Regions from separate parts of the Mus musculus genome. Here regions 2 and 3 are each linked to region 1. A link is a loop called in an ENCODE intact Hi-C map of the cell type or tissue named here. Cell type or tissue: left cerebral cortex. All regions are shown on one strand.

Region 1 (8,000 bases):
TCTCCAAAGTGCTCAGGGGCTGGGCACATCACCAAGAAGAGAGAAGATTCAGCTGGCCTCAGGCCCCAGTGATCTGCCATCCATAACATGTCATAGTGTCCCATACACTATGTGGTCTCAAGCAACTGATGTGAGTTCTTGATGTGAGTCAAGAGCTCAGCCCCCACATTTCACCAAGCTGAGAGCCACATTGGTGGGACCTCATGGAACAAGAATTCTTGTTACCTCTCACCATACAAGTCCCTGGTGTGCATGACACACTGGGTGTCCAACCCAGATCCCTGAGCCTGTTTCTGCAGTGCTGGGGATACAAGACCTCAGGGCCTTGCGCATGCTACTCAAGAGGTCTATCACTGACCAACAGTCACAGACTTCCCTTGCTTTAAATCTTGAGACAGCCTTGTTAAGACTCAGACTGGCCCTGAACTTAGTCTATGGCTTACATGAGCTAGAGTCTTTGGTTTAGCAGGATTTCAAATAGTGTGTATGGGATAGGGGGTGGTCTCGGGGGGTGACTTTACCATCCATGTACAACCCTAGGGCTGGGATTGCATGTGTATACTGCCTAGCCTGGCTTCCTGTGGGTCCTTTTATAAAGCACCTCCCCCAGAAGGTGTGGGTATTGTCCCAACCTGGGGAGCTGGGCTCTAATGACTGGCTGTCCCACGGGCTCCCTAAATATCCCACCTCTCTGCCTTAAGGCAAGAAAGATGGTACAATTCATGACTTTGAACGTGCATAAAAGTCCCTTCTCAGGTTCAAGATCCTAGTCTCTAGAAAAACACTTAGTGTTAGAGGGCCAACTCTGGCCCACCCATCCTGGGGGAGGTGAGGGGTGCACCTCACATCTAGGAAGACCTTACCTGTCCTGGGCTAGCTCATGGGCTTCCACTCCATGCCTCAGAGAGTAGCAAACAAGGACTTGTAGGAAATCCCCACAGATATACTGTACCTCCCATCAGAGTTCCTGAGGCTTTGGCAATTTCTCCTTCAAAGATGCACTGAGTATCCAACAGCATCGTGATGTCCTTCACACCTCGGAAGGAGTGGATTCGAGACTTATTGTAATTCCAAATCCTAATCAGGGCAACTTGGCAAGGGTGTGTGAACTCAATGGAGATGGTGTGGGTCATGCCTGGTGTGAAGGGGGCCAGCCAGACATGCATGTCATCCTGGGTCCTGTTCACCCCATCAATGAGGTTGGAGACTACACGTGGGTCTTTCCCATAAGCTGGTAAAATATTGATGTCAGGGGGGTCTGCCGTTATGCTGGAAATCTGTACTGGTTCCCCTGAGGAGCTGAATATTTCTATGCCGTTAAGGCCAACATAGTGTCTGTCTCCCCATGTAGACTTGATGTCAATAACCAAGTGCTGTCCATAAGGGAGGACTGGGATTTTAAAGTCGCTGTCACCACCCATCTCTGTGGAGGGCTCTGGCTCCTCCTCTCTGCAAGGGGCTGGGAATTCCTCATGCCGGCTGCTCCTTTGCTGCTTCAGGAACTCATCTAGGATGTCCCCCTGTGGTTCCAGGGCAGAGATTCTGCCCCGGTGGGCACGGTCGAAGGCAGTGAGGGAGTCCCATGATGCATGCAGTGCGTGTTCCTGCTCACCATACCACTGCAACCAAGGCAGTGTCTGGGAGGCCTGGGTGTCTTCTGAAAGAGAACACAGGAGGGGGCACCCTATTAGTGTCACACCTTGGAAACGCATGCATTCCCCAGGAACCAGGGAAGCTCTGTTGCTTCACTAAAGCCACTGTCTTGTTTGTCCCTCACAACTCCAAGAAGGATGTGTCAATCCTGTCTTATAGATGAAGACACTGAGGCTCAGAGAGCAGAGTGCCCGCCAAGCCAGATTCATTCAGATATTAGTTAATTGATAAGGTACTCCACAACACGGAGATGATCCACATGAGTACGCCACAACTTCTGGATGGACTATGTGAACTATGGCTTCCTGTCCCACGTGCTCTTCAGTGTTGGTCTTGACAAAGAACTGTTTATCATAACCTAAGTCTAGACACTCTTTTCAGGAAAAACAAGATGTATTTTTAATAGACTTTGAACTTTCTAGGAGTACAACAGTTATACAAATCAGGAGAAGAGCTACAGTTTGAATCTTGAATGATTCAGGCTTGGCATCCATACTGTGGCACTACTGGGAAGGATGGAGCCTTTACAAGGCGAGTGCACGTCCCTGAAGGGGACTCTGAGATGTTCTCTCTCTCTTCAGTCTCCAACTGCCATCAGGTAAGCAGCCTCCCTCACCACACACTGCCATCGAATCGTGTTTTCTGTAGGCCCAAAGCAACATGGCCAGATAGCTCAGGCCTGAGCCTATGAACCTGTGGGTCACAATGATCTATTCCCTTTGAAATTTGTTCATCTTGAGTACCATGGTGACAGGAAGCTGACCCAGGAAGGCTAGTTTGGCATTAGAAACTTTACCAGAAGTCACCCGACTTTGAAACTCCCATAGCCAGGGACACATCATGGCCCATGAGGTCTGAGTTGGTCACAGTGTAGGTTGCACTGCACTGGAGGCTGGACCAGTCCCATGACTCTGGCAGCACTACAAGGCATTCTTCAACAGTGGGATGAATGCTCAAGAAAGAATGTTAAGTCTGAGTACCAGCACTGGTCTGTGGAGGCAGGAGGACCACAAGTTCAAAGTAGTCAACTTCACTAAGTGTATGAAAGGTAAGGCATCTGTCTGCTCCCACGTATGGACAAAGCCGGAATCTCAGCATAGGGACTCAACCAGTAACTTCAAGGATGGCTCTGAAGCCCCCTCTCAGGGTCTATGAGCTCAGTGTGACCATCAGGCAGTGGCTTTTGCTGGCAGCCAAGCACAGCCAGTCATGGGAAGAGGTCACTGTGAATACACAGCAGCATGCAGCTCTGCCATTCCAGGCTGGTTCCTACTGGGCAGCACCTGCGCTCCACTCCCTGCCTGCAGTCCACTCCCAGCCTGCGCTCCAGGGAGCTTGGCACTATCAATTACTCCTCTCTCTAGGTTCCTCCAACACTGCTTCCTCCAGAGCTTTCCACTGCTCGCTCGGCCTGCAGACATGTATACATCTCTCCTGTCTAGAAAAGGGAGGGTACCAGATCCTGTGGTTCCCTCCTATCATGCCCTGTTCTCCTCCCCTTTTCTATACAGACATCTATTTCCTGTCTTAATAGTGGCCTTTCAACTCCACCCTGAACTCAGCTTCCCTTCTTTGGGGAACAAGCCTCAGCTTTCTGAAGACCATCCCACTGTGAGGCTATCCACACAGAAGCTGGTGTGTGTGTGTGTGTGTGCTGTCATTCTCCTGGCCGAGTCAGACTGATGGGATACAGGGTTGCTATATGTGGAGGCCTAGCTGACTACACTGTGGGGAACCTGCCTAAAAATGATGCCAACTTGGGAACAGGAATCAAAAGGTAAGGAGAAACTTTGATGGCTTTCTATGGGCTCCTGCATCTCCTGTTCCCCACAGCACTGGTGGCTTTTTGCACTTTGAATGCCTAGGATGCCTATGACTCTCAGGACTCCCCATTTACAGCAAGTGACAATGACTTCTAGTCTTTGTCAGTTTTCACTTCATTCCTGACATCCCAGACAAAGGTCTTGCATTTGACAGTCTGTCCTCCCAGTGGTTTAGGAAACATACCACTTCAGCTACCTGACCCATAGGTCTAGCTAGCTAGCTTTTGTTTCTTTTCCTTTCCTCTCTCTTTCTTTTTCCACCCATATATCTCTTTCTTTGCTTCTTTCTCCCCACCCCTTTGAGATGCAGTCTCATTCCATAGCTCAGACTGGCCTCAAACTGTGACCTACCTGCCTCAGCCTCCAGAATCACAAGAGCACAGTGTGCCCACCACACCCAGCCTACTCACAGCGTCCTAGCACAGTGGCACCACCTTGTTGCTGCAAAGTCTAAGAATACCTGAGACTTACTTGGTCCTTGGTTCCATCCTGCCCTGTTCTTACCCAGCTAGCACTCTTTCTCAGCTCCCACACAGGCACTGTCCAACCTCAGAGCAAGTTCTGCCAGGCTTCTTTAATTCCAGTGACAAAACTACTAGGCTCTTTGCTGGTGACAGATAGAAAAGAGGGGACAAAGCAGGCATGGCAGAACCCACAGATGACAGCCTCCACACTGATCTGGAGGACTGAAGGCAAGAAGCCTCTCTATCTTAGAAAACACTTTCTAGATTGCTATCTGTGTGGTCTGGTCACTTTAACACCCTGAGCCATGAGCCTACAGCAGAGTTTGTCACATGCTATTTTCATCACCACGATCATTTCTTATGCCAAGAATAAGAATGCTTTTGCTCACTGTGCCCACAAGCCCTGTTGCGGCTCTTCCTAATTCTGCAACCTCCATCTCCCCAGCCACTGCTATTCTCCTTCACCCCACCAGATGTCTTCTTCAGTGGGGCTTTGTCCTTCTCTGCCTTCTGTGGGGACAGCTCTTCTTCCACATGGTCACTTCCTTTCAGTGCCACCCCTCCACCTCATCCTTGCTCCCTGGCATGACCGGGTGCCATGCACAGAAAGCATGAGGTGCTAGAAATACCTAGACGTGTTTGCTGGGACAGGAAGGCCTGTCAACACTAGCTTCTTGCCCTCAGTCTCTTGGATCAGCCTGGAGGTCGTAACCTGCAGGTTCTCCCATGCCTCTTCTGTTCCCATCTTCCTATCTGCCACCAATAAAGAACCCAGAAGTCCCCATTATTCTCTCCTCCCAGGAACTGGTGTGACACGTGGCAGAAGGGGCTCTAGCACAGGCTGTCATCACTCTGGTCTCTGTGATCTGAATTCCTCTGACTGAAAGTAATGGCGGGATTAGCCTATAAGCGTGCCAGGAAACACTACATACACCATACACCAGGAACTTGGCTGGCATGCCTCTGCCAGGGAGCAGGGACTTGGCATTCCTTCTGAGTCTGCCTTCCAGGCTCCTCCCTGAGTCGCATACTTGTTCTAAAAGGAGAGGCATAGACTTTCTCCTGCCCCTGTTGGCTGTGATGGCAGCTGGCATCCAGGTGTCTCCCTGTGCGCCTCTGCTGGGGACATGCTCTGAGACTACTTGGGACTAAGCTAAGGCTTGGCTTGTCACTGCTGACAAGCTTATCCTAAATCTCTGTTAGACAGGAAGTTTCCTGTTTCTCTTCTGTGGTACTGAGGATGAAATAAATGTTAAACACGCTCTCATTAAACCATGTCCCCAGATCCAGTCCTAAACCCAAATGAGCAGCAGAAAGCAATGGTGTCCATCTGCAGTCTATGAAGTCTAGAAGGATCTCTGATGATGACACAACAGGATTCAAGAAGCCAGAAGACTTGTCCTGTGTGGAGTCAGATACAGACAATTGAAGCTCAGAGTTTATAAAACTGCCCTTGTCACCATCAGCACATCGGCATCAATGGCCATTAACACAGGAAGCAAGAATGGACAAGAATGGACGGGGAAATACAACACAACTACCTACCTTCCTTCCACTGCACCTGCTTCAGCCATTGCTGACTGGGCACAGTCTGGACAACTGACCCAAGTCTACCAATCAACACCCCTTGAGACTCCAGAATTGGCTGCAGGGCCCAGAACCAGCACTCAGACACTTGGGACTGAAAGGCCTTTGGCTACCTGTGAACAAACTAGCAAGGAAAAGGTGGTCTGGTGGACTTGTGCAGAGAACCAAGGGAACAGGGAGAAGATGCTACTAGCCTTTGGTATTTTGGACCCTGAAGTCTCCACCTACTCTTCACTGCTCATGGTAAAGGCTGATGACACCTCATCCACCCATGGCCGATGCACCCCGCTTCCAGAATGGACATGGTATTATAGTAAAACATGATCCCCTGCTAGGCCACGGTAAAGGTCCACTGTGGGGGTCTCACCATGGGGAGCACTATGAAGCTTATCGCTCCACTAGCATTTTGGTAGACTCATCCAGCATGCTTCCTGGAGGCCCAGGCAGTGGGGCTTTGGAATTGGGTGATGGGTAATAACACCATTTCTAAACAACTTTCCTCATTAGCAAAACCAGCTAACAAGCACTAAATCTTAAGGACTTGATTCTTGATGTGTCATTGAACCAAGCAGGGAAATGCCTGGCAAGAAACTCAAGTGAGATTGAGGCCTCTGAACTTGGACAGTTGGACTGTTGCCTGTCACCAAGAACTCCCTGCAGCTCCACGTCTGCTTAAAGCCTGGCTGGCCATCCAGTGAGTGTTGGCAGTTATGCTAATAGGCTCAGGATGGTGGGACTGATCCACTGTGGCTCAAATTCTATACTAGCCCCACTGGGTGTGGGAAAGGAATCTCTAGAAAAGTGGCTTAAACTTCACATTTTTTTTTTATCTATAAGATGGGGCTGTTAAGAGGATTCAGAATCATTAAGGTTGGACCAGACCTTGGCAAAGAATACATGGATCCAGGCCCTGCTTGTCACCACTGTCCTGCCCCACAGCATGTCACCTAAGCCAGGATTTCATACCCAGAAGGCTTCTCTTTCTTTTACTGTCTATGTTGTTTAGTGTGTGTAAATAATTGTGTGTGCACAGATACACATATTTGCATGCCTGTGGAGGCTAGAGGACAAACCTGGTTATCATCTTGAGGGAATGCCCATCTCTGTCGAGACAAGGTCTCTCACTAGCCTGGATATCATTATTTGGCTAGACTGGCTAGCCAAAAAGGGATCCTCCTGCCTCTGCCTCCCCCAGATCTGGAATTGCGTGGGTTTGGGGCATCCAAATCAGGTTCTCAAGGACATTGCCAATCAAGCCCCTCACCCTGGACCATTTTAATGTTTTTCTTGAGACGGGGCCTTTCTATACAGCAGAAGCCTGTCTTGGTGATGCCTCAGCTCCCTGAGAGTAGAGGTTTCAGGCTTAGCCCTACCATGCCCTTCTGGGATTTCCTGATCTTTGCTTTATCCAGTCTCAGAGTCTAGATAAAAGGTGGGCAGCAGCACAGACCCAGAGGACAGCCAGAGGTTGGGGAGAGCCCTCAGATTCTGAGGGTTACAAGAGGAGACAAGCAGACACTCAATGAGGGAGTGACCTGAGATGACTCACTAAGGAGGATGAGCAGGGATTCCTGTGGCCATACAAGAGGCCAACCCAGAGCACAGGTGATGCAGGCTGGGCCTGAGGGAGCAGAAGCATTCAGCATTTGTTGAGGCATGCTTCTGTGCCAGGTTACCTGCCAAGCACAGCCCACAGATCTCAAATGACCGCCTACAATCCTGGAGGAAAGGGGTGCTTTGTGGGAATAGGGGGAACGGAGTTCAAATTGAGGTCAGCAGGTCTGTGGGGTACAAGACACAGGCTGATGTCTCACTCATTACTTGCTGAACATTCCCCAGGAACCAGGGAAGCTGTGTTGCTTCATTAAAGCCACTGTCTTGTTTGTCCTTCACAACTCCAAGAAGGATGTGTCACTCCTGTCGTATAGATGAAGACACTGAGGCTCAGAGAGCAGAGAGCCTGCCAAGCCGGATTCATTCAGATATTAATTAACTGATAAGGTACTCCACAACACAGGGGCAAGTCTGGGTGTCTCTACCAGTGTCCCCACCCTGGTGCCCTCTTATACAGTTGGACACAGCATTCCCTTCATAATACCCACCTTACTCAGGATGGATATGCAGTGCCCCAACCCTGGTGCCCTCTTATTCAGGATGAATATGTGAATACCACACCCTGAACCCCCTTCACATTCAGGATGTGAATAACCCACTGCAAAGATTACAACAGTCTCAGCCTGAACTCTGCCAGCAGATGTGGCTTTGGTTTTATTTTAATACTTGGAAAGGACCTTGCACCACTGAGCTACTGTTCTAGCCCTTCTGCCTCTGTATTTTGAGACAAGGTTTCACTAAGTTGATCAGGCTGGCCTCAAACTCACTCTGAAGCCTAAGTAGGCCCTGGACTTGTAACTCTCCAGCCTCAGCCTCTGGAGTATCTGGGATTACCGGCCTGAGCCATGATGGTTTCTTT
Region 2 (8,000 bases), 81 kb after region 1:
GATCTCTACAGATGCTTCATTCTGACACATACACACTTTTTTTTTTAGGGAGAGAAGAGCACAGGTCAAAGAAAGTAGGTGTTAGAAAGAGCCTGACTGAGGGCCCTACAACAGCAGACCCTGACTTTGTGAGAGCCCCCAATACAAACTGAGGCCAGCCCCTACCTGTGTGTGCTCCCCAGTGGCATCCTCATGCTTGCCAATCACATCTTCTTGTGATTCAAAATCTTCTGAACAGTCCAGAGGAGGTTCAATGTGGAGACGAGAGCCAGCTTCAGTTCTGATCTGCACAGATTTCTGGACATAGAAATTCAGTGTTAAAATAAGAACAGACACCATTCTGCTCAAGGACAGGAAGGAGCCGAGCCTAGCTGGCCACAAAAAGGGGATCAAGGGTGCTGGGCCTGAGCGGGACAGGATTTGGGTGAATTGCTGTTGCTGTTGTTTACAAAGATCAGGTTTCTTTATGCAGTCTAGGCTGTCCTCAAGCTAGTGATCCTCCTGTCTCAGCCTCCTAAGTACCAGGATTACGACTGTGGCCACTGCCCCCATCTCAGCAGTTGTGACTCCACAAGGTCATATTATCTTTGCTTGTTTCTTCCTTATACTTGTAAAGTGTGTAGAAAAAGTCAGACTTTTAATGATTATTTTTCTGCAGAATGTTTGTAAGAGTTAAGCATTTCCCCAAAAGCCATAAGAGCTAACTGACCTCATGTTTGGGAAAGCCTGGCTAACGCACTGTAGATATACTAACACGAAATGGACAGAATCCTTGTAAAGCTTTTTGAACTATACAAGCTGTCCTTGCTGCAGCCTCCCTGCTTTCAAGAATTCTTTGCATCTTTGAGAAAGGAATACCTGTGCTAGGTTTTGGGGGCTAGGGATCACTCCAGAATCTCCCACCTCCACACAGCCCATCACTATGCATCTAGGAAGGACCAAAGGGCCCATATGAACAACAAAAGGAGTGGGTCACATGGAATGATGCCAGTGCCCCAAGCCCAGCTCACCTGGCCTTCTGAGTTAACAAGGAAATGCTCCCCCAATGCCCCCAGATGTTGCAACATCAGATCACATAGAAGGCTTTTAACACTTTTGACTTTTATCCTGAGTACAGAGGTGATGGCAGCTGCAGCCAGTGGAGGGGGGGGGGGGAGGAGAAAAAGCAAGCAGCTAGAGAGTTCCAGAGAGTGGGTGGGGTGGAGATGACTGAGGACAGTGCAGTATGGAAAAGAAACAGCAGACTGTGAGCCAAGGCTGTGGAAGGCACAAAGGCTGGTAGACAAGATGCTACAGGTCTTGGCTTCTAGAAGAAGCTGTCAACCCCAAAGGCTCATGGTCTTGACACAAAGGTTTGAAAGCTACACCACTAGTCATGGTAGCCACTAGAATCCCAGAGCTGGAGCACTTGCTACTGCTTGCTGCCTGCTCCCTGCTACCAGATTGCTTGCAGCTCAGGATCTCACTGGCTGCTGAGTGCTGGACCACTGGCAATTGGTACTCAGAAGAGGGAACCTCTAACCTGTGCACTTAGAGCTGCCTCTGGCTTCTAAGACCTGAAGCTGTTAAGACTCTGTTCTCAGGGCTGAGTCAGTCAGCCCAGCCCCCAAGCCTGCTTGCCTGTCCTGTCCTTTGCCTGCTGGAGAAGCTCCTTAGCTCTCTCTCAGGCCCAAGACTGCCAATACTAGAAACGACTCCCTGCTCACTAGTGATTCCCACCTGAGCAGAACAAAAGGACTCACTCAGCTGGAAGGTGACATGCTGTCACATCGTTCAAGCCACTGTTAGCAAACCAGACCTTACTTGATACATCCAGCACGCAAGGCCTCCATACTAATTCCTACACATTCTAACATGTGTGACTGTTGAACCAATTGGAGCCACTTCCAGGGCCCTATCAGTCCAGCTGAGCCCACAGACACCCTTTCCTCTATCTCTGTGGGCTTGTTTGCCTTCCCACCCTCAATCCCTCTGTGGCTCAAGGATGAGAATGGAACAGGCAGCTGTCTATGAGAGCAAGGAAGGTGTCCTAATAGAGAAACAAGAAGGGCCAGCAGGTCACTGTGTAATGCCTTGGGGCGGTTCTAAAGCCATACACCCTCATTGTCCCACCTTTCCTCTTCACTCCAAAGCCTTGGCTAGCTCCAGCTGTGGTATGGGTTCCCTCTACACATTGCTACTTAGTTCTCCTCTCCAGGCTAAGGAAAGCATGCTATGCTCTTCTCCCTGGGACATTCAACAACATCCTAACACTGAGGCCTGTTGCGCAGAAAGAGAGGATGGGAAAAAAGAATGACCACAGACTTGGGTCAGGCCAAGGAGGAGGTAGCTTGGATCACCAGCCACCCAGCCCCTTTTAGGGCCTTCTGGTCCTTTCTCTAAAGAGAGAAGGGCTTAGACTAGGGCTTTGTATTTCTGAATGCTGCCAGTTGGCCTGTAGTAGTTAGTATTAGCTTTTCCCTCATCTCTTTCTTAAAATCCAGACAAGTCTGGGCAGAGACTGCCAGTCTGTCCTGTTATTAGCCTCCGGAGAAAGCACCTTAGTTCTTGGAATCTCCTGCCTGCCTCTGATCCCAGTGGATCTTTTAGAATTGAGTTCTCCCACCAGAGGAAGATGGAGTATGCTAAGTTAGAGTGGCAGATACCATACCCCCTTTCTTGCCCACCATACTGAGTGATAGTTCTTGGGAGCAGGAGAGATGTGAAATTGGGAAACAGAACAGTGAGGAGTTGGGGTTATCTTGGCATTCTGGGGCACAGGAAAAGACCAGTTGAGAGGCAGGGATTGAGGCCTGTGGTCCCTGGACAATGTGCACTGCTCGAAAGGAAGCTGGCCAGTGACAGTGGGAGGTACACCCTGGCCAGCCTCTGACTTGGCACATCCACAGAAAGAGCTCTACATCCAGCAAGAAGCCAGGATCACAGCCTTCAGCAACTTCCCAGCCTCCTCTTCCTCAGCACAGCTCAGCACAGCAGAGCTTCCCAGTGATGCCCAATATGCAAACACAGCTTTGTTGTCAGCCCTAAGGCCCTTAGTCAGCAGGCCCTCACCAAGCTCTAAGAGCATTGAGTTCCAGATACCAGTGCCCTGCCCCCGAGTCCACTCAGCACCATAGTGAACACTGTAGGTTATGAAGCAACAGTGCTGAAATTAACTCTGTGGTCCAGAAAGCACTCACAACACTGAGTGGGTGCCCAGAGGGTAATAAATAGCTGCCATCTGGCCTGCTCTCCCACCCTAGCCTGGGGAGCCTCCTCTGCCCACAATGTGGGGGCAGCCCCACCCACACCAAGGCTGCCAGATTCTAACCCAGCCCCAGCCACATGCACGCTCCTAGCCTCCCACCTTCCACCTTGCATGGAAGGATGGTGATGATGCTCCGGGCTGGCTCCCCGAATGGCATTCTGCTTCACCAGGAGTGGGTGTTCATGAGCCGCTGCTTTCTACTGCCTACTTGCAAACCCAGACCCTGACAGACCTTTGCAGTACCTACCCTGGAGGAGGATTTAAAAGACTCTCCACACAAACCCCCCAAAGCTGCTCACTTCATGCTCAGCCCACACTCCACCCAGTTCATGCCCGGAGTTATTTGTGTATCTTCGGCACCTCCTCATAGTGTTCTAAGAGGGTGCATTGAAGTGTGCTGTCAAACTCAGAAGAGCAAGTGCAGGGGATGTCCTGTATGCTTGTGCAGGTTGTGTGCTGTATTAATGGCGCCCCCTAGAGGTGGAAGGGCTCTACCAAGCCCCCAAAGACAGGCTGGGTGAGGAGCAGCTCTTCCCAGGTTTGTCAGCTCTTGTCATGATCAGAAGTCAGAAGGTACCAAAAGAAAGGGCCCAGCTTCACAACGTGGAGGTGAGCTGTACTGCAGGTGCTCATATCTGCAGCAACCCAGGATGCAGATGTTGCAGTGAGGGAGAGCCAAGGCCACTTTCATCCCATAGCAAACGTTCTGTGGAGACCTTTCCTGAAAGTCTGGCCCACAGTAAATTGTTGGAAGGCCAATCCCTTCACTGCCGATTTAATGCTGAGAGCCAGTGACGTTCATCAAAGCTGACAGCATTTTGGTAAACGGCGGCTCTGTTGATTAGGCCACTGTCTACCCAAGTATTACAAGGCTGAGGAAGCCATAAATCTTAATCCACTGATGGCGGCAGAGAGATCTAAGGCCCAGAAGCAGCAAGGAAAAGACAAGCAGGGACAGATGCCTAGATATCACCTGCAGGCCACTCCACAGTAAAGGCGGTGGCTTGGGAGCCTGCTGTATTTATCCAGTCAACCTCTAGATCTCCCAACCCCCACTGACTGGGCCATGGCCAGCAAAAGTGATAGTGTAACCTCACTGGCCCTTTATGGTGGGCCCTGCAGTATAAGAGAAACCCTGAAACTAGGGCAGAGCATGTCCCAGTCCTGGTGGGGTGGCTTTTAAGAATTGGCCATTGGCTACTGGGGACATTGCTACTTTAACCTCTGGTTAATCCCTAAGAACAAGGTTATCATGGGTGGTTCTACAGCCTTCTTGCCAAATGAGTTTCAGGCCTGTACTCTTTAGAAAGCCCCTTCTATTGTAGTAGCTAGGCACTAAAGTGTTCCTATTTGCTGGTCTAGACCCAGAAGAAGGAAATTCCATGTACCACTGCCCAGCTGCAGGAAGAGGAGAAACTGTCAGACTGGAACAGTAGACATTAGAAATAAGGAAACCAACCAGGTAGACAAGGCCAGGGCTAAGAATTAAGAGAATTTAAGAATTAGCCACTGGCTTCTGGGGACCCTGCTACCTTAATCACCTGCTTCCTTCTGGCTACCCACAAAGAGGAGCCCAGTCAAAAGGGTGGAAAGAGCTGGGCATGGTGGCTCAAGCCTGTAATTCCAGCATGAGAGAGGTGTATACAGGAGGATCAAGACTTCAAGGTTAGCTGCAACAACATAGGGAGTTCAAGGCCAGCTTGGGCTATATTAGATCCTGTTTCGATTTTCTGTAGAAGGCAAAGGAAGAGCTGAGCAGTGGTGTACTACACCTTTAATCCCAGCCCTCAGGGAGGCAGAGGCAGGTAGATCTCTGAGTCCAAGGCAAGGCCATGCGGTCCAACTCCAGCACCCTAGACAACAGGCTGTAATATCACACACACACACACACACACACACACACACACACACTGTAGTGATTTGAATATGCAGGAGTGGTACTATTAGGAGGTATGACCTTATTGGAGGAAGTGTGCCACTGTGGGGGTGGGCTTTGAGATCCTTCTAGCTGTCTGGAAGCCAGTCTTCTCCTGGGTACCTTCCAATCAAGTTCAATCTAAGAACCTCCAGTGCCATGCCTGCTTGGATGCTGCAATGCTTTACTGCCATGATGATAATGGTCTAAACCTCAGAACCTGTAAGCCTGCCCCAATTAAATCTTGTCCTTTATAAGGGTTGGCCTGGTCATGATGTCTTTTCACAGCAATGGAAACCCTAACTAAGACACACACACACACACACACACACACACACACGCCCTTCCCAGGCTGTTCAAGGTCAGGCAGGATAAGTATCAGGTGACCTCTAGTCACAGCCCACTCAGGTAGCAGACAGCACCACACCAAAGACAACTACTACAGGCCACCTTGAGTAACACAGATGAGCTGGGACACTCAAACAGTTTCTCTTAGAAGTTTCAACCAATTCAGGAGTGCGAAACAGACCTGGAGGGGTGTAGTTGGTTAGTGAAGCCAGCAGAGAGGGCATAGAGTGGGGCTGTGGGAAGCAGCAGAGAAGAGCTATGTGGATTCAGGAACACAGTCTCAGAGCTCCTGCAAGCCCTTGGGTAAAGGAGTTAGTTAGGGTGGTCCTAGCTACACACAGCCACCAAGATCTTTCCAATGGCAGCATCCACATCTTGGTGCTTCTGGGGAGCTCTTTCACTCAGACTACTGTCCAGACCCCTTAGCTGTGAGCCAGGCCCCCAGCGCTTCCTCTCCATCACGTGTGCTGATCATAGGCAATACCTTTCCATCACACTCCACTATACCTTTCCAAGGAGACCACAGATCCCCATTCAGCTCTGCTGCACTACCCCTGGGCACCTCTGCTGCCTGCCACCGTCCCTCTTGCCTGGCCTTCCTTCATAGCAATTGCCATTAACTTGCTGGCTGCTGTTGCCCTGGCTTGGCCTGGCCTGTCTCCCGCTCCCATCCCATAAGTTCCAGGGCAGCAGGGCTGGCCTGCTTCACTTGCAGCTCTCAGACCGCAGTAAGGATCCAAAACTTTGATGTGCTCCATAAATGGCCAGGACTGAACAGAGGGAGTGAGGTCAGACATAAGAATGAAGTGCCAGAAGAGACATCTCAGCAGTCAAGAGAGACTGATATGCAGCCATGAGGACTGAGGTTTGGAATCTAGCACATGGAACAAGAATGGCCTCCAGAGCAAAGGCACAGCAGAGTGTGGTGGGAAGGTGTCAGCACCTTCCAGCTCTGACAGGGCAGAGACAGGAGGATGGCGAGTGCTTGATAGGTTCCAGCCTAGAGAAAATGCAAGCCCGGGTTCATTTAAAGAGAGACTGATTCCATGGAATAGGCAGAGAGTGATAGAGAAGTATGCCTGGTGCCTTCTTCTGGCCTTTGCATACATGCATGTCCCTCACAAATAAAATAAATACATAAGTAGAAAGGAGAGGATGAAGAGCCTGGAAACTCCAGACTGAGAAGCCCTCGACACCTGCCCTCCATTTATTCCAACACTGACCAACACAACCCTTTACCAGCTCTGTGCCAGGCGTGGCAGGAACCTCCACAGACTGAGTGATCCTCAGCAGCTACCTTCTGAGGCAGGTAACCTACTGACCACCTTCTAGATTAGAAAGCAGACAGCGTGAGGGCGTGAGGACGGGTGGTAGAACCAGAGCGCTGCAAGCACTGACCTCATCCTAGCCTCATCATCTGCCATTAGGGCACCTAGCTGAAGAAACACACCACTTAGAGACCACACACCGCACACATGCCTTCCCAACAGCGGCAGGAGGTTGTGATGATTATAAAGGCAAAGCTCAGGGAGGTCCATTACCGGCTCCAAAACACACACCAAAGAAGCAGCCTAAAGCCCATTCTCTTCAATTCCCAGGAGCCTCATTCAAATGCCCTGAAGAGCCAGCTGGGGAGAGAAAGTAAGGTAGGAAAACCAATCCATAAGCCAGATGCCATGTGTCTGCTCTGCCAAGCTGCTGAGACACAGAGGGTGATACGCCATGGACTCCCACTGCAGTTCCTCATGGCTCAGGCTCTGTGTGCACAGGAGGTCCAACATCACATTGTCACCGACAGGGAGAACAGATGTGAGGAGGGGAGGAAAGGGATGGGTCACTGCTATTTCTAAGCACTATCCTCAAGGCCACAGGTTTTTCAACTGCATCCCACACTGGCCCCCAGACAACAGAATAGGATCTGTCTTGGCATCCCTGAGGCTGTGTCCCCACTCTCCCAGCTGTCCTGGGCAGCAGCTCTCCTGGAGGCCGGGGCAGACATGTGGGCAATGTGGGCTGAAGGCCTCCTGCAGCCTGCCCAGCTCACCAGCCCCAGGACCATGCATGCACACTCAGCCTGAGCTTTCTACTCAAACAGCAGTCCCTATTGTTAGGCACTGAGTGACCCCTGACTGCTGCAGTGCAGAAGGGCAATTATAGCAGAGCGGCTTTGGGAGGCAAGGGGAAATTAGCCCTGATTAAGTCTTGTGAAGTGGGGAGCCACAGGAGAAATGGGAGGGATGCTAATTAATCTTAGGCCAAGCCTTTTAAATTGCACAGACTCTGGGGCCAGCCATTAAGTCACAGTCTAAGACACAAATATGGCTCGTGATAATAGGAAGCACTCCAACAAGCAGAAGAGCTGTGTAGAGTGAGGCAGGCAAGAAAGGCCTCATTAACAAGAAATTAACATTCATGGCTGGGGACAGACACAAGCGCCCAGGCTGGTGCCCTGTGGGCCTGCTCTTCAGACCCCAGCTACAGGAGACACAA
Region 3 (8,000 bases), 94 kb before region 1:
AACTTCAGCGCTTGTGGTCTAACCACTCAGACTGAGGCTCCCACCCATTGTGCAAGCATTCCGTATGAATGACACATTAGCAAAGCCACCCAGGTATGCCTCAGCAGGCAGTGCAGTGGCCAGGGTAAACTTAGGGACGCATGTCCCACGGCTCATCGTTACCATGGAGACATATACATGGCATTCAGAGAAAGCCAAAATCTGGGTTTTTTATGGAAGGTTCTCCTTACTTTTAATTATAAAAAATGTTTTAAAAACAACTTTATTAAGGTGTAATTTGCATATCATAATCTTTTCCCATGTAAAGTATGGGATTTTTAAGTAATTTTTAGTAGGCATCGTGATAGTCTAATTAAAAGAAAAAAAAAACAACACTTCCATTAACCTTAAATAAATCTCACACCCAATAGCAGCTGTTCTCCATTCTCAACCCTGGGTGACCATTGTTCACTCTTTAGCTCCATAATCTAGCCAAGTCTTGACATCTCGTAGAAACAGGTCATGCAGTGTACTGCCTTTTATGACTGTCTTCTTTCATTTAGTGCCTTCTGTTTGAGATTTATCCATATTATAGCATGGACTAGAATCATATTCCTTTTTATTGCTACAGAAGTGCTCATTGTGCGGACATACCACCCTTCCTTTAGAGACTCCTCAGTTGAAGGGAACTGGGCTGTTTCTACGTTCAGGCTGCTGGAATATTGATGCGTGGACATTACAAACAAATGTTTCTCTGGACTCATATTTTTGTTTCTCTTCAGCATAAACCTAGGAGAGGAACTGCTGGGTCACACAACTCAGCATGCTTTTAACCACTGGGTGGCCAAGGAACCATCACCCAGGCCCTCGGCCCAGTCTCCTGCCTGTCCAAGGGAAAGTCATGAAGGTGACATCTAACTCTTTCCCTGCCTCACCAGGCTAGAACTCACCTAATCCCTCATCTTTCCGCCCTACCCTCAATTCCTACCCACCCCTAACCCCAGCAGAATCTACTCAATAAATTCGGGCTTTGAAGACGGGAAGTAAGGAGGAAGCCTTTTGCCAATAGGTTTTGCTTTCCCCTTTACTTCAGTGAGGGGTTGGGCCTGAGATTCCAGGGAGTGCTCAGCAAAAGCAAAAGAAAAGGGGAAAAATATAGAAAAGTACAACTGTACAATCAGATTTGCGTTTTACTCAAGTTCTATTCCCTTAAGAGATGTCACAGTCTACTGAGTCATGTTTGCCCTTGGCCTCCCTTAACTGGCTTGGATCTATCATTCTCATGGGTGTTTACTCCTTTGCGAGAATGAAACCCAGGCTCCTTGGCATGGACACAGCCTTTGCTGGCCTCTCAGTATCCCTCTCATCTCTTGGTGTTCTCTTTGCTCCATGTTGCCCGACTCTGGGAGCTTGTCCCTCCTTCGGTCTGGCTTGCTTTCTGACCTCTCCCTCAGTTCCTCCTTCACTACTCGGCTGTAGCTCACTTCCACCTTCCCCACTCCCCAGGGAGGTTCTATGGGCTGGGGAAGAGGCATGGGAGCCATGGGGAAGGGGTCTGTGATAGGATTCGGTATATGGTCCACGTATTAGGAACACTGAGGGACATCTGCCCAGCTCCTGGACTGTGAGGCTGGAGGCAGAAATTACAGTGGAAGAACCTACTATTTTTTTAGGGCTCTGTAGCGTGATAGTGGGGGAGCCAGAGAAAGGGAGAGAGAGGGCCTAGGCAGGAAGGAGACAGGAAACAGAGAAACATAGCTGGCGGTCAGGCCCACTGTGACAGAGGGTCACACCTGTATGGAGGGAGACACAAGAACAGAAAGGGAAAGAATGAGCAATGGAAGAAGTGTGAGACAGACAGGCAGGACACAAGGACACAGCCACATGGGCCTATCTCACCTGCTGCCATGGGTATAGCTGACTGGTTATCAAAGTGAGCAGGGGCCTATCATGTCACCTCCTGAGAAGGCAGGATTGGGGTCTGCCAATGGAGGCTAGAGGGTGCAATTCAGTGGTGGAGTGCTTGTCTTATAGGAAAGGCCTTGGCTTCCATCATAGAGGAGCCATAGACCCTTCCCCTTCTATACTAAAACCCTGAGGTGCCTTCTTTGTCCCCCATGGTAATTCCTCACCCAAATACTTGTTCTTAGCTTTCTAGGGTGAGTGCACAGACACAGACGGAAGCCAGGACTCACCTGAGTCAAGAGCTCCTGGAAGTAGGTAGCCCCCCTTACTCCCCACCCCTCAGGAAAGCAGGTTCATCTCCTCACACACCTGCGGTTCCAAGCTCCCTTCCATTTTTGAAGTTGTTGGGAAGGCCAAGCCACACAGGCCTATGCTTATTCCTTCATGTAGGAGCTTAAATGCCATCCGCAGCCTGGAAAGAAACGTGGGTATGTGAATATGCCGGGGTATTGTATGACTGCCAAGGAGAGTGGCCAAAGTGCTGATGGCACCAGTGTGTGCCTTCTATCCAATTCCCTTCCATCAGATCTTCCTTCAGCCTCATCTGAGCTTCAGCTACAGAGCAGTTCACAGAACTCAAGAGGAAAGTGTTGCCCTAGTCAATGGGAGCCAGAATGAGAAGACCAGACACTGGGCCCTAGAGGTTGCAAAAACCCAGGATCCTGACATTGGCAGCTTGGATGCCTGCTGGGATCTTCCTGGTGTATTAACTGCACCTTCTAGCTACATCTCCTTGATTTGGTGGAACCACAAAGATCCACCCCTATGACTTACCTTCCCAAGATCTACCTGCTGAAACCTAACTTCTAGCATTGTGGCCCGTGAACTGGGGTGGGATGTGCAGGCCAAAGCAGCTGCCAGGAGGATGGGAACCTCCTGTGTGGCCACATTTCTGACTTTTATAAGAGAAGCCAAAACTCCCATATTTTAATGGAAATCCTCCAGCTTTTAAATGTTGGCCAAAAGCCTCATCCGTTCTCCTGGCTTTCACCAGCACCTGCAGGTTGGATTCAGCCCTCCGGCTGCCAGCTTCAATTGCGGCTGCACGTGTTTCTATTTCTGTATATGCAATGATTGATTTTACTTCGAGTTATGTCCTTTTCCTCATTAGCCTCAGGGAACAGCCGTGCCAAGGCTCCGGTGACTGTCCCCATGCTTGGCATTTAGATGATGTTGCATGTTAGTGCAGTGACTGAGGTAGAGGGTTCCCAGCATGCAACAGCCCCCATGGGGTCTGAAGGTTCTAGTGGGAAGCCAGGCACTGCTGGCTGGAACAGCCTGGAAGTGGGGAGAATCCTGGCTGCAGGACAGACAGCTCCTGGTCATTTGTGATTCAAATTCCATGACATCCTTTGCACACTCCTGCAAGCCGGGGACTGTTTAGGCCACCAGGCCATTCATACAGATGAGCCTGGCCTCAGGCACAGGGCCAGGTAGAAACTGGCCTTCTGGGGGAATTGGAAAGGGTAAGAATTTTAACAAGTTTAATAAAAATGGGAAGTAAAACCTGAGCTGGTGGAACGGCTGGTTTCTGTCAGTTATAATGGACTTAGAGGACTGTTGGAGCAAAGGATGCTGGGAGCTCAGGAGTCTAGGAGAGGCCTGGGAGGCCCAGGAATAAGTCCTAGGTCTTATCCACCTTCTTCCGAGTGGCCAGGAACATGTCTAGCATCAGCCCTAAGGGAAGGGCTTAAGTAGTCAGCCAGTAGGGAAACTGAGGTCAAAACCTCATGGCAGGGGTGGAAAGTCAAGCTTTTGGAATCTGTTAGATGCAATGTGTAAACCATACTCCAGTATGTCCAGGAAAGTTCACATAGCCAAGAAGGACCCAATTAACTCTAGGCCTCCCATCCCCTATCTCTCTACCAATGTGCTCTGCCTTCTGGGCATGACACCCACTTTTAGAGATGAGGAAAAACAAGTCGGGAAAGATCAGCTAGCATGCCTAAAGTCACACAGCCATGGGTGGGAGAGCCAGACCCAGAGTCCTGCAATGCCCACTCAAGACTGCACATCACCTCATGTGTCTCTTTGCTCCACCTCTTTTCTCCACTGCCTGAGGCCAGGGCTTGGTCTGTCTCCTTTGTTCCCACACCTTTATACTTAGAAGGGGATGGTTTGAACTTTGTCAGGATCCAAGACATTCCTGGGGTGAGCATACACATTTTTTTCCCAAGTGAAAGAAGGCTGACAATTACTCTGTGGTTGGCTCTGAGGATGACGGCTACACAAAGTCCAGGATGTCCTCTACCAGTTTCCAGAGCCTAGTGACATACCCTCTGATTCACATGATGGATAGGGTCAGAGACCAGAAGTTACAGAGATGGATGGAACTGTCTCTGTGTGACAGGACAGAGAGACAGAGAGTCATAGAGAAAACCTAAAGAGAGACAGAGAAGTTCTCACTGAGGCTGAGAGACAGATATGGTTCTAATTTCTGTCACTGACACCATCCCAATGTAGTTGCCTCCACACCCCACCCCACCCACCCCACCCCTCCATCCTCCCTATGCAGCAAGTGCTGCATCCCCAAGGATTGAAAGGGTCCTGGGCTCCTGGTCAAATGGTCAGAGCAGCCAGAGGTTGGTTCCAGCTTGTGCTGATATAAGGACCCCTTAACAAGGTAACCAGGAGGTACAATGTCAAGGTTGATTCCCAGTGCCCAGAAGTCCAGTTTAGAAAGAGACACTCCACAGTCCAGGCCAGAGCTTGATGCCCCACAGCACAAGGGCACTAAATCAAGGTTGGTAGGAAGCAAAGAGGATTCTGGGATTGAAGCTTATGGTGCCTGGGAGCCTTGTATGTGTAGCTGAAATACCATCTCAACCCCGAGCATCAGGCAGCAGAGCTGGACCCAAGTTGAGGAGTCCTGGGAATGCATACAACAGCTGCTGAGCCCAGAGTGGTGACCAAGTTTGGTTATCTTGGTGTCTCTGATACTTCCTGAACCACTGAGAGCCAGCCTTTCTGAGTGTGTCATCTGAGAAAGTTACTGGGTATCTGTGTATGTGGGTGTGTCCTTCCTGTGTCCCGCCACCAGGGAGGGCCTTGCCGAAGCCTCATAGGCCGAGATTGAGAGCTTCCTTGAGAGCCATCCATGCAGCTTGTGGCCTTCATCTTTGCTGCCAAAGCCTTCTGGGGCCTTTTTTTCAGGCTTGAGATCAACTTGACGTCCAGACAGCTGAGACTTGACCGGAGACAGAGTGGTAGTTTTCTGAAGGTCGCCATATAATTTCATCTCATGATACATTGCTTGGTGGTGGCTGCAGGTGGCAGAGGAGAGAGATGACAGCTGCTCCTGAGAAGATTCAGTCCAGCCGATGACCTTGGGTTTTCAAGGCTTGGTTTAGAACTGCAGGGAAAGGCTGTTATGGGGGTTGGAGTGACAATAGGGTCTCAGCCCTAAAGGTCTCTGACTGTGCTAAGGTTGTGATGTTCCTGGTGAGTTTCTGCCTTTCCTTTCTGCTTTCTTTAAAGGCTCAGGCTGTGCCTTGGAAACTTGTTCTCCAGTCTCAGGCCATGTTGATCACATCCTACCCCTACCCCATAGCCTGGCCAATCCAAGCACTCAAGCTCCACCACTGCCATGCTTGATCCTGGGGTAAACATGTAGTTTTCATCTGTGGGATACTCCGTTAGACTAGCAGCCATGAGCTTGGAGCTTGTGGGGTCACTATAAGGAGGAACTATGGCTGAGCACAGGAGATGCAGGCCCCCTTCTTAATCACCCTAACACCCATCTCATGCTGTTCCTGTGTACATGTTCGCATGTCTTCAGTGTCTTGAGTTGTTGTAGCTTCTCTCACTTCAGTTGCAGCCGTGACAACACCACTTGTGACCATGACAGTTCTAACAGTGCTGAGATGGCTATCTTCTGAATACCAAGTCCTTGGTGAGGGGCAGGTAGGGGGGTCTTCATGGAGCTACAGGATCTTTCTGGAATCTTAGTTCTGCTTTACTGCCTCACTATGATGAGTGTGAACTTTCTGACCATCACGTCAGAGCCATGAGATTCCTATGAGCTGCCTAGAGCTAACTTGGCAGCCTGAGCCTCTGGGATATTGGTGGTCCAATCATCAAGTACTGAAGCTGTGCAAAGAAATATGAATTAAACTAAATGTAACCGGGTTAAATTTCAGCAACTAGCAGGAAATAAAAACAAGGCAGACTTAACAAGAAGTGTGCTCTAAGAGAGGTAGATGTTCAGACTAGAGAAGAATGGGTAACAACACACCTGGAAAACAGGAGCCAAAGTGGCCTGGACAAACACTCTCCTTATCTGACTAAACAGAATCCAAAAAGATCATAAGGGTCAAGGAAAGATAGATATAAAAAAGAATAACAAATCAAGAAAGCATTTATTCATCATAGTTATGCAGTTACCTGGCAACACAGAATTTAGAGTGCCAAATAGTTGCTTCTCATGGTGTCCTAGCATGACAAAATGGTGATGACAAGTAAAACACCAAACAATAACCTGTGAAACCTCAGGAAGAAATAGTTAACCGCACCGTGTGATCAGAGATGTTTAACATGCTCAGAAACAAAAGACTTAAGTTAGAATTACTAAGTATATAAAGGGTTATATTATCCCAACCCCAGATAAAGCCCTGGAGAATAATATGTCCGTTTCAGAAACTCAAAAAGTGTGTTAGATCTGAACCCAGCTCACTTGGTTTTCCAAAGCTGTGTATCATTCTTCCTTGTGTGGGTGAGAGCATGGGTGTGTGCATGTGTGTATACATGAGTATGTGTTTTTATGTGTGTTCGTGTGCATGCAGTGAGTATGTGTATGCTTGTGTGTGCATATACATGTAAGTGCATGTATGGGTGTGCACTTATATGTTTGGAAGATAGGATCTGGTAAAGAGGAACTGATGAAAGGCTGGAGCTCAGGCTGTGGGATTGGTCTCAGGAAGGGTGGTCCCAGATGTCTGTGTGGTGTAGATTGAGCTGAGAACTTGGTTCTCCCAGCAGACCTAGTGCAGTGAAGTGTAAAACTAATACTAACACTAATACTAGTGAGATGAGTCACAGCCATTGCCTGCTTTGGCTAGCACACCTACAATATTCACCAAACTTTTGCCCACGTCCTGAGTTACCTATTATTGTGTAATGATACTGCTACAGACTTAGCGACTTAGGGCAGTGCACATTCAGTGGCTCTCAGATTTGTGGGTCAGGATATGGTTTAGCTTAGGAGGGTCAACAGTTAAGGAGCTACCAAACCACAATCTCTCTGATGCATATCTGGTAAAGGGTTTGCTTCAGTCCTGTGTGGTTGTTGGTAGAATCCCATTTACTGTGGTAGATTTCAGGGCTTCAGGTCTCCACTGTCTGTTGGCTGGAGATTTGATGTGGCTACTTACACCTTTGGGCCATCCTGGAACAGATGAACTCCTTAGAGTAGAGGCACCACGACCCTGTGCTTTCTTCCCATCATCTCTATAAGAGCGATTGAGGAGAGAAGGTGCCTCACATGTTGTTCACCCATGCCTCAATAAAAGGCACCCTGGCAAATGTGGCAAAGGATGCTCTGGGGCTAAAGAGTTAAACGGCATTTAAGTCATCTGTCTTAGTCAATGTTGATGTGGCTGTGACCATGACCAAAAGCTGCTTGGGAAAGAAAGGGTTTCTTTGACTTCCATATCCTGAATCCTAAATAGTCCACTGAGGGAAATCAAGGCAGGAGCTGATGAAGGAGTGATGCTTATTGGCTTTCTCAGCCTATATTCCTACAGGACCCAGGACTACCAGTCAGGATCAGCCCCACCCACAATGGGCTGGGCCCTCCCACATCAATCACTAGTTGAGCAAATGTCCTACAGGTTTGCCTACAGTCTGATTTTATGGAGGCATTTTCTCAGTTGGGATTTTCTTCTTTCAGATAACTCTAATTTATGTCAAGTTGACATAAAACTAGTCTGTCCACTATCCCTCTAGTTGAGTCATCTTGGAAGCAGGTGAGAGTTTCCTAGGATGCTGGTTTGCCTGGGCTCAGTGGTTTTGTTAACGTGGCCACGTCTCCAATGGCTTTTTCAAAGCTCATGGAACAT

The links. A loop is a pair of places that touch in the nucleus more often than their neighbours do. Peaks named below come from ENCODE experiments on the same cell type or tissue, not always from the same donor. Only the 100,000 strongest peaks of a DNase experiment are listed, where the experiment ranks them.
Region 2: a loop joins it to region 1, with 4 times the contacts of the local background. A loop is called at or near these places in 2 of 42 quality-filtered maps.
Region 3: a loop joins it to region 1, with 1.9 times the contacts of the local background. A loop is called at or near these places in 3 of 42 quality-filtered maps.

What each region holds. Positions count from the first base shown.
Region 1 is chr7:125,843,956-125,851,955 of GRCm38, reverse strand. It overlaps D430042O09Rik (RIKEN cDNA D430042O09 gene), which reads right to left. Exons shown (of 28, transcript NM_001081022.2): 16 at 953-1,657; 17 at 1-19. Among named protein-coding and RNA genes, the nearest start is that of Gm51456, 100 kb to the left of the region's middle. In left cerebral cortex, CTCF peaks have their summits at 4,414 and 5,072; DNase peaks (open chromatin) are centred at 4,247 and 4,956; H3K27ac peaks cover 1,719 bases.
Region 2 is chr7:125,762,869-125,770,868 of GRCm38, reverse strand. D430042O09Rik (RIKEN cDNA D430042O09 gene) reads right to left here. Exons shown (of 28, transcript NM_001081022.2): 6 at 166-297. Among named protein-coding and RNA genes, the nearest start is that of D430042O09Rik, 59 kb to the right of the region's middle. RefSeq lists an enhancer at 5,516-6,822. In left cerebral cortex, a CTCF peak has its summit at 3,728 (motif pointing left); DNase peaks (open chromatin) are centred at 1,556, 3,423, 3,609, 7,216 and 1 more place; H3K27ac peaks cover 2,474 bases.
Region 3 is chr7:125,938,099-125,946,098 of GRCm38, reverse strand. All of the region lies in intron 3 of Gsg1l (GSG1-like), which reads left to right. Among named protein-coding and RNA genes, the nearest start is that of Gm51456, 11 kb to the left of the region's middle. In left cerebral cortex, a CTCF peak has its summit at 4,949; DNase peaks (open chromatin) are centred at 1, 2,413, 2,999 and 3,286.